Linked DNA regions of Homo sapiens: all the other regions are linked to region 1. The links are chromatin contacts, found by Hi-C or POLR2A ChIA-PET in ENCODE. All regions are on one chromosome and are shown on one strand. The core of a region is the stretch at or near the end of the contact, and the rest is flanking DNA. Distances in the headings are between cores, read along the strand shown. Region 1 holds the start of SLC27A1 (solute carrier family 27 member 1). Region 2 holds the start of NR2F6 (nuclear receptor subfamily 2 group F member 6). Region 3 holds the start of OCEL1 (occludin/ELL domain containing 1).

What was found. A loop is a pair of places that touch in the nucleus more often than their neighbours do. ChIA-PET counts read pairs that join two places held with the same protein, here RNA polymerase II (POLR2A). Pooled maps may share reads with other maps.
Region 2: a pooled map shows a loop between it and region 1 (6-fold over the local background). The contact joins the promoter of NR2F6 here to the promoter of SLC27A1 in region 1. A Hi-C loop is called at or near these places in 6 of 50 pooled maps. POLR2A ChIA-PET finds 5 or more read pairs at or near these places in 2 of 52 experiments (Panc1 and WTC11).
Region 3: a loop to region 1 is called in a map of sigmoid colon, with 2.2 times the contacts of the local background. The contact joins the promoter of OCEL1 here to the promoter of SLC27A1 in region 1. A Hi-C loop is called at or near these places in 2 of 168 maps with a recorded cell type or tissue (naive thymus-derived CD4-positive, alpha-beta T cell and sigmoid colon) and 10 of 50 pooled maps. POLR2A ChIA-PET finds 5 or more read pairs at or near these places in 3 of 52 experiments (H1, PC-9 and activated CD4-positive, alpha-beta T cell).

Annotation. Positions count from the first base shown.
Region 1 is chr19:17,469,243-17,472,126 of GRCh38, reverse strand. SLC27A1 (solute carrier family 27 member 1) reads right to left here and starts at 1,603. Exons shown (of 12, transcript NM_198580.3): 1 at 1,420-1,603. The coding sequence starts at 1,586. RefSeq lists enhancers at 486-987, 2,409-2,538 and a silencer at 1,529-1,658.
Region 2 is chr19:17,244,605-17,247,454 of GRCh38, reverse strand. NR2F6 (nuclear receptor subfamily 2 group F member 6) reads left to right here and starts at 1,536. Exons shown (of 4, transcript NM_005234.4): 1 at 1,536-2,512. The coding sequence starts at 2,235. RefSeq lists silencers at 816-895, 1,296-1,545, 1,946-2,105, 2,116-2,185 and an enhancer at 603-1,552.
Region 3 is chr19:17,224,736-17,227,752 of GRCh38, reverse strand. It overlaps OCEL1 (occludin/ELL domain containing 1), which reads right to left and starts at 1,527. Exons shown (of 6, transcript NM_024578.3): 1 at 1,437-1,527; 2 at 884-1,060; 3 at 554-759. The coding sequence starts at 1,505. RefSeq lists enhancers at 259-932, 933-1,607 and silencers at 1,131-1,180, 1,201-1,320, 1,551-1,640.

The sequences.
Region 1 (2,884 bases), core at 354-2,853:
CACCGCTCCCGGCCAGTATGGCGTCAATTCTAAGGGCAACAAGGAGCTATGGGAGGGTGCTGAGCAGGAAAATTCAGCAAAGGTTCCCAGAGGGAGAGCCTGCCCTGGCTAAAAGGGGTCCAGTATGTTCTGGGCAGCTTGAGCTTGACACTGCAAGTCTTTCTGAAGACCAGGTGAACATATGGATGGGGGGAGTGGCAGGTGGGCAGGGAACAGATGGTAGGACCTTGAGTGCCCAGCTAGGGGCTGAGTCTTCCTTCTGCCAAGGATGGGCTGGCCATGGAAGGTGTCTGAGCAGAGGGCACAGTCAGATTTCCACATCAGAACAACCAAGGAGCCGGGGGCAGGGGGCCATGGCATGCAGAAGGGGTGAGTTTTAGAAAGTTCAGAACCAGTCAACTTACGGTGGGATCTTTCCCATCTCCACACCCTCTGTGCCCTCCTTACAATGGGTTCAGTCCCTCTTGCTACTCCATCTTACAAGGAGCTGTGAAGGTGTTGAGCCCTGCCCCGCTAGCCGGCGCTCACCTGCTCCCACGTGGTGCTGTTCCTGAGGTCTGCTCTGATAGAAGCCCCCAGCAATGCCTGTTTCATCCCAGAAGGACCCCCAACGGCTCGTTTGAGCAAGTCCCTCAGAGACACCGCAAAAACCCTCCAAGGATCCTTGCACAGGACACCAGAATCTGCCCCCCTAGCATGAATCCAGTGTCCCAGTCTCCAGAAGAGACCCCCCAAACAAGTCCTGGAATACACAGCAGCCTCCCGACACACTCCGAACAACTCCCAAACCCAAAGTCCCACACAGACCCCAAAATCTCAAACAGTGCCCCAGCTGTAAACGATCCCGAGGAAACTCACACCTTCAGAAACCCGGGAAGTCCTTTATAGAGCAGCTCGCTCATCCCTCAGAGAAAGCCCTAGATAGACCCAAAGTGTCTTGGCAACCCCCCAGAGACTATCTATTGGGTCGTCCCTGTGAGCCCCGGTGACCTACTGGAGAGCCCCCTGAAGTCTCTCACAGTTATCACGGCTCCAAAAAGACCCCCACACCGCCACGGATTTCCAGTCAGCCCCAGCTCCCTGGAATTTCCACCAGTTGCCCAAAGACCCCCAAATTGCCCCCCAAATCCCCTGAGATCATCTCCTAAGCAGCCTGCAACGCCCGAAGCACCTTAGAGGCTACTCATCTTCCTCGAGAAATCCTTAAAGTGTCCCCTGTAGCCCCCTCAGAGACCCCCAACTGGTCACCCTCTCAGGCCCCGCCCCCGCCCAGCCCTCGGCCCAGCCCCGCCCCCAACCTACAAAGCACCCTCAGCTCTCCGGACCCTCCAAGCCGTCCCCGCAACCCAGCCCTGCACCGTGCGCCCCCAGAGCCCTCAGCCCCGCCCCCAGCCCTGGACGGATCCCGGCAACACTCACAAGAGGTCTCGCCTCGCGGTCTTGCAGACGATGCGCAGGAAGCGCCAGCCGCCGCTGCCCACGTACACGCCGAGCGCCGCTGCCGCGCTCCAGGTCCACGGCAGCCCCAGCAGCCACAACAGCGCCAGCGAGACCACCGAGGCCGCGCCCGCACCCGGAGCCCGCATCCTGGGGAAGCAGAGAGAGCTGAGGCCGCGGGCCGCTCCAGCCCCGCCCCACGACCCGCTCCGCCCCACGACCGCCCCCGCCTCTACAGCGAGCCGCGCCCCCAGGCCTCGGCTCTGCGCCCCCCGCGAGTCCGGGAACGCGCTCCGAGTCAGACTCCGCCCCCAGGCCTGGGATTGGTCAACTCCTCAGGCCAGGCATCGCCCCTTTCCAGGCTTTTACACCCGCCCGCTAACTAGGAACCAGACCAGGGCCCCAGGCCTGGGATTGGCCAGGTCCTGGCCAGGCTCCGCCCCCGGACCCTGGGTCCGCTCTATTCCATATTTTTGAGCCCATCCTTCCCTGCCAATCTTACAACAGTCCCCGCCCCCAGAGCCAGCATGTCCACCTTGTCGGTCACTGTCAGGCCTCGCCACATGCCTTCATCTAGCCTCTATCCTCGATCCCCGAATTACCCTTCACGTCCTGTCCCCTTTCCTCCTGGTCCTGCCTCTACCCCGTGGCCTTTTCACCACTCACTGGGCCCCGCCCTTAGGTTATGCTTCTAGCCCAGCCCACAGGTACAAGCCCTCTCCCCGAGTCCCGCCCCTCTCAGCCAGGCCCCACCCCCTAGGTTAGACATATGCCTCCCCACCCCCCCGCAATAAGCACACGCCCCACCCTCCCGAAACTAGAGCCCTCCCCAATCCGTTCAAGCCCCACCCCAGTTCCGGGCCTAGCCCAAGTTCCCAGGCTCAGGTTCTATCCTGGCCACGGGCCCCGCCCTCAGGCTTTGGCTCGGTCGCCACCTCCTGGGTTTCACTCCGGCCCCCCTAGGACCTAGGCCCCGCCCCTCTTCCCTCCTGTCTACTTCGAAGCCCCTCAGCCCGCAGAGCCGAGGCCGGCCGTCTTCCAGAAGCCACGACCATAGAGAGGCAACCGGACCGGAGAGGCGACGGCCAAAGAGACATGGGTGCTAGAACGGCCCGCCAGGGTCGTCCGCTGTCTCCATGACAACCAAGCCTTGCCCCACCCCCTCTCCTTTTAGGAAACACACGTGTCCTGCAGCCTTGGGGCGTGGCTCGCAAGATATCAGGACCCGAGCCCTAGTTGGCGTGCAGGATCTCTACCCCGGGGGACCAAAAATATCCCAGTCCACACCCACGGCCCGCGCGGGCTGTATTCTTGCTCCAGCTTGTCCTAAATCCAAGCCCCAAAGCCTCTTTCGGTCTTAAAAACACGTTCCAGGGCCCGGGGGAGTGCTCAACTCACACCATTGGGGCCTCAGAAGTCTCTAACTGTAAACACCGCCGCGGTCTTA
Region 2 (2,850 bases), core at 287-2,786, 220 kb after region 1:
CCAAAGGGTCGTCTCTGCCCACCCACGCCTTCCTCTCTCCCAGCAGGGATTACATCAGGCTGTGGGCAGAACCCGACTCTAGACCTCGGGAAGTCCTTGCTCATGTCTAATCCTAGTCCTTCCTGCTTTTCGTGTTTACTAACGCCTCCTCCTCCACCTCCCAGGCAGCCAGAACGTCCCTGGAGCAGGTTGAGAGGCCCAGGGCTGGGTGTGCCTGGCTCTCCCAGAACCTCAGTTTCTTTTTAAGTGTTGTAAGATCTCTAAGAATCTTTCCCCCTACTCCAGGGAGGGCAATTCTTCAAGTCTCATCAGGGCTCTGGGAGGCAGAGGAGGGGGTGCGCAGAAGGCACTGTCCTGGCCAGAGCTCTCAGAGGCCCAGCTGCATGCTCTGGTGTCCAGCTCTGGGCTCAGGGCGGGGTGGGACCACAGTCTGGGTGGCTGGGGCTGCAAGACTCCGAGGTGAAAGGTCACTCCTGGAAGGGCTTGTCCAGCCGGTTAAAGGTTAACCTGCCCAGAGCCAGAGGCTCGCCAGCCCGGGCCTCGCATACAAAGGGTGCTTAATAAATGCTGGTCGGGCGGGCCCCAGCCCCGGTACTGGGGGATGGGGTGAGTTGGAGGTGGCGGCAGCTGCGAGGCTCCAGGGCGCCTGGAAGAGACATCTGCAGTCCAGCCGGCCGCCAGGCCAAGCCCTTTCTGCAAAGCACAGAAAGAAAAGGAAATTAAAAGGGAAAAAGGGGCAGGCCCCCAGACAGGGCATGCCTGTCGCCTCCAGCCGCGCGGGGCGGGTGGGCGCCCTGCCCCCGGAGGCCAGAAATTCTGCAGAGGGGCCCCCTGACCTCGCGGCCCCGGCCAGCCGGTCTCAGACCACAACATCCCTTCCCCCTGGAGATTCCGGGCACCAGGTGTTAACCCGAGCAGAGAAAGGGTGGGGTGGGGGTCAGACGCGGCGACTTTCTGGAAGAGGAAGCAAACACAATCTAGGGTGTGTGTGTGTGTGTGTGTGTGTGTGTGTGTGTGTGTGTCTGTCTGTCTCGCGCGCGCGTGTGTCTTGCGCAGGGGCGTACCCCCCCCCCGGGTGCCACTGGCCCCCCATCATTGCTTTGCCAGGAACTGTGGGGTGGGGAGAGGTTCCGAGGGGCGCCTCGAGGGTGATCGAGCGACCCAACGTCCAAGGCCAGAGGTGGAGGGGAGGGCCTTGGAGAGACATCTTGGCGAGGCTCAAGGAAGGGCAGAGGGCAGGCGCGGCTGAGGCTCCCGCCGCGGCCCGGCAGGGGTTAAGGCCCGAGCTGGGCGAGGGCGAGGGCGGGGGTGCGGGGGGAGGGGCAGAGGGAGGCGGGGGAGGGTCAGGCCCCGCGGCCCAGCGCTCGGCCCCCGTCCCTCCCGCCGGCCCGTTCGCCCGGCGCCGCGCGCGGCCACCCATGCCCTTATAAGGGCGGCCGTCGCCGGGGCAACGAGCGCCCGCCCCCAGCCCGCGGCGCGCGCCCCTGCCCCCGCCCCCGCCCCCCGCCCGCCCCGCGAATGGAACGCTGTGTGTCAAACCGGCCGCAGCGCGAGGCCGGCGCGCGGGGTCGGTGGCGGTGGCGGCGGCGAGAGCGAGGCTTGGGCCCAGGCGCAGGCCCAGGCCAGGCAGGAGCGGCCGCAGCGGGGGCGGCAGCTCCAGAGGCGCCGGCCCAGCGGCCCTGCAGGCCCGGAGCGGCAGCCGCGGGCGCCGGGGGACCCAGGGGGCGCGGCGATCAGCCCCGGCGCGCACCCGCCGCCCCTCCCCCCCCGCCACGGGCGGCCGCGCAACTTGCGGCCAAACTTTCCCCCCGGCCTCCCGCGCTCGGATGGCGGCCCGCTGAGTTGGCCGCAGCCCCCGGGCGAGCGGCGGCCAGGCCAGAGGACGCCCCCTGCGCGGCTCGGGCCGGGCCATGGCCCGCGCGCCCCCGCCGGGGCCCCAGGGCGGCGGGACGCGAGTCCTCTGGGCCCCCGGCCCGCGCCTCTAGCGTGCCCCTCCCGGCCCCGGGCCCGGCCCCGCGCACGCGTGGGAAAGTTGGCCTGGAACCGGCCCGACCAGTTCCGCCCGGGCGCGAGGACCGGCCGCAGGAAGTTGCTGCAAAACTTTTTTGGGGGGTGCAGCCCGTGCCCCCCGCGCGCCGGGGCCGAATGCGCGCCGCGTAGGGTCCCCCGGGCCGAGAGGGGTGCCCGGAGGGAAGAGCGCGGTGGGGGCGCCCCGGCCCCGCTGCCCTGGGGCTATGGCCATGGTGACCGGCGGCTGGGGCGGCCCCGGCGGCGACACGAACGGCGTGGACAAGGCGGGCGGCTACCCGCGCGCGGCCGAGGACGACTCGGCCTCGCCCCCCGGTGCCGCCAGCGACGCCGAGCCGGGCGACGAGGAGCGGCCGGGGCTGCAGGTGGACTGCGTGGTGTGCGGGGACAAGTCGAGCGGCAAGCATTACGGTGTCTTCACCTGCGAGGGCTGCAAGAGCTTTTTCAAGCGAAGCATCCGCCGCAACCTCAGCTACACCTGCCGGTGAGCCCCCCATCCGCGCGCCGCCGCCGTGCACCCCGCCCCGACCTGGGGCAGGCCTCTGACCTGCTCGGTCACCTTGGGCCTGGCGCTGACCTTCCCTGGGCCTCCACTGCCCCCTCTGAGATAGGGGCACAGCACCCTCCTCCCGCATTCCATGGCTGGGATTGTGTATACAGTCGGCGCTACATCGTTGCAGGTTCCCCCCCCATCAGGTGGTCCCTGGAGGCTTTTGCCCCAGTTACTTGCTTCTCCTTCCCTCCGCTTTTTCTCTGGGGAGGGGTCATCTCCGCGCTGGGGTGGGGGTAGGGGTGCTGTCAGGGGTGGTAACCCAACCCCAG
Region 3 (3,017 bases), core at 278-2,777, 240 kb after region 1:
TGGGCCCCTACTAGAAACGTTCCTTTTCTCTCCCTCTTTTAATTTATTTATTATTATTTTTTGAGATAGAGTCTTGCTCTGTTGTCCAGGCTGGAGTGCAGTGTAGCGATCTCAGCTCACTGCAACCTCCACCTCCCGGGTTCAAGCAATTCTCCCACCTCAGCCTCTTCAGTAGCTGGGATTACAGGCATGCGCCACTATATCCAGCTAATTTTTGTGTTTTTAGTAGAGACGGGGTTTCACAATGTTGGCCGGGCTGGTCTCGAACTCCTGACCTCAGGTGATCCGCCTGCCTCAGCCTCCCAAAGTGCTGGGATTACAGGCATGAGCCACCGCGCCTCGCCTATTTATTTATTTATTTTCGGAGACGGGATCTCACTGTGTTGCCCAGGCTGGAGTGCAGTGGCTTATTCACAGGGACAATCCCACTACTGATCAGCAAGGGATCCTTTCCTTTCTACTCTTTGGTAAACTCTTATTCAACTATCAAAGCCCCAGCCTCAGTGCCCCTCTCCTGATCCCAGGCATGAAGAATCACATGGGGGACACTCACAGCTCATAGTCGGGCACTGGGTGGGGCCTAGGCTTATGCCCCTTAGGGATGGCTCCAATAGGCTTCTTGGCGCCCAGGAGGGCCTGGGAGAGCAACTCATCCTCAAACACAATCTTCTTGGTCTTTGCCTTGTGGGGTCCCGGCTGGGGCTGGCACGGAGGGCGGGGGGCGCTGGTTTTGAGGCCTCGGGGCGCCAGTCCCTGCAGCTGCCACAGGAATCGTGGTCTGGAGTTAAATCGGGGTGTCGGGAAACCGGAGTCCCTCAAACTGGAGGGGCTAAATCTTTTGCCTAGAGGCCCGGCCTGGGGACCCCCTCCCGGTCAGGCTCACCGGGGGCCCAGGCCCAGGCGGGTGAGTATGCAGGTGCCCCCGGGAGCCGCGAGTCTTTGGGGGCTCCCGGGTGGGCATCGGCCTCCGGGAGAAGCAGCTCAGGGGTTTCCGGGCTGATGGGCGGGTCCTGCGGGGGGCGTCGTGTCCCGCGCGCGGCGGGGGTGGTCTGCGGGCGGCCTGTGGGTGGACACGCGGAGAGGACACGCCTGACGACGCGCACGGAGAAAGGACGCGCGGGCAGCTCGGCCGAAGAGCGGCCAACTCTCACCCCGCGGGAGCAGAGTTCCCCAGAACGACCGCTATTTGCATAGACGCACGCGATTGGTCCGCAGCGACGTCCAGACCCCGCCCACGACTGCGCAACCCAAATAAGCGCTATGTAAATGAACTCTGACGTCGCCGCGCAGCCTGGGACCGGCTCGAGTTAACCCCCGCGCTGCCGGAGCCTCGACCTCCAGGGCGCGCAGAGCCCACAGACGACCGCGCCCGAGGAGCTCCTCGGGACCTCCGCCCCACCTGCAAGGCCGTCCGGCTCGCTACCGCCCCGGGTCACCTGTCCCAGCGTCTGGAGCTCCGAGCCTGGATCTGCTGTCGGAGAGGCACTTCCGTCCGGGTTGTGCATTTACTGCAGGATGGACCCGACTGGCGGGGTCGCTCAGCAGGGCTGGGGGCGGGGTCTGACGAAAGGGGGCTGGGCCTGACGGCCTGGGGGCGGGGCTGACCTGGCTGGGCGTGGCCACACACCTTCGAAACATGGTCGACTCCGACCTCGACCCTCAAGTTTGTCTGAAAAAACGGGATGGTTTTGCAAATTTAAACTTATTTATTTTTTTCAGCAATTATATGAAAAAAATTTTTTAACAAGAGTCTCACTTGCCCAGGCTGGAATGCAGTGGCGTGATCTCGGCTCACTGCAGCCTCCGCCTCCCGGGTTCAAGCGGTTCTCCTGCCTCCGGCTCCCGAGTAGCTGGGACTACATGCGCACACTTCCACGCCCAGCTAATTTTTTGCTGTTGTTGTTGTTTGTATTTTTAGTAGAGACGGGGTTTCGCCACATTGGCCAGGCTGGTCTCAAACTTCTGACGTCAAGTGATCCGTCCGCCTCGGCCTCCCAAAGTGCTGGGATTACAGGTGTGAGCCACCGCGCCCGCCCGGAGTTTCGTCATTTTAGCCAGGCTGGTCTTGAACAGCTTCCGGGACTCAAGCAATCCGCTTGCCTCGGCCTCCCAAAGTGCTGGGTTACAGGCGTGAGCCACCGCACCCGCCCCTTTCTTTCTTTTTCTTTTATTTCTTTTAAGGGCGAGCAGGTGGTGTTAGATGGCATCTTTACTGAACAGTACTGTTCCTGGCAGAGCAGAGCTAACTTATAGACAGTGTGCCCCAAATCGGCCTTTTATATATATATATATAGAGAGAGAGAGAGAGAGAGGCTGTGTTGCCCAGGCTGGAGGGCATGATCATGGCTCACTGTGGCCTCGACCTCCTTCCTAGCCTCAATTGATCCTTCCACCTCAGCCTCCCAAATAGCTGGAACCACAGGTGACACAACGCCTCCCTAATTTTTGTGTTTTTTGTAGAGACGGGATCTCGCCGCGTTGCTCAGGCTGGTCTTGAACTCCCGAGTTCCAGCAATCCACCCGCCTCAGCCTCCCACAGTGCTGGGATTACAGGTGTGATCCCATAATCGTGCTTGGCATTTTTTTTTTTTTTTTTTTTTTTTTTTTTTGAGAGGAAATGTCCTTATGGGTCCAGGCTGTTTTCCAACTCCTGGACTCAAGCGATCCTCCTGCCTCAGCCTCCTGTCTGGGATGTGTGTATTTTACATTTGGAACATACTGCCAAGTTACTCCTTAGTGAGATTGTACCATTTATGCTCCAAGAGATACAGGGGTTTTCCCACAACCTTGGCGGCACTGGCATGATAACGGATTCCCTCACCTGTACTTTCTTTTCTTTTTTTTTTTTTTTTGAGACGGAGTCTCGCTCTGTCTCCTAGGCTGGAGTACAGTGGCGCGATCTCGGCTCACTGCAAGCTCCGCCTCCAGGGTTCAAACCATTCTCCTGCCTCAGCCTCCTGAGTAGCTGGGACTACAGGCGCCCACCACCACGCCCGGCTAATTTTTTCTATTTTTTA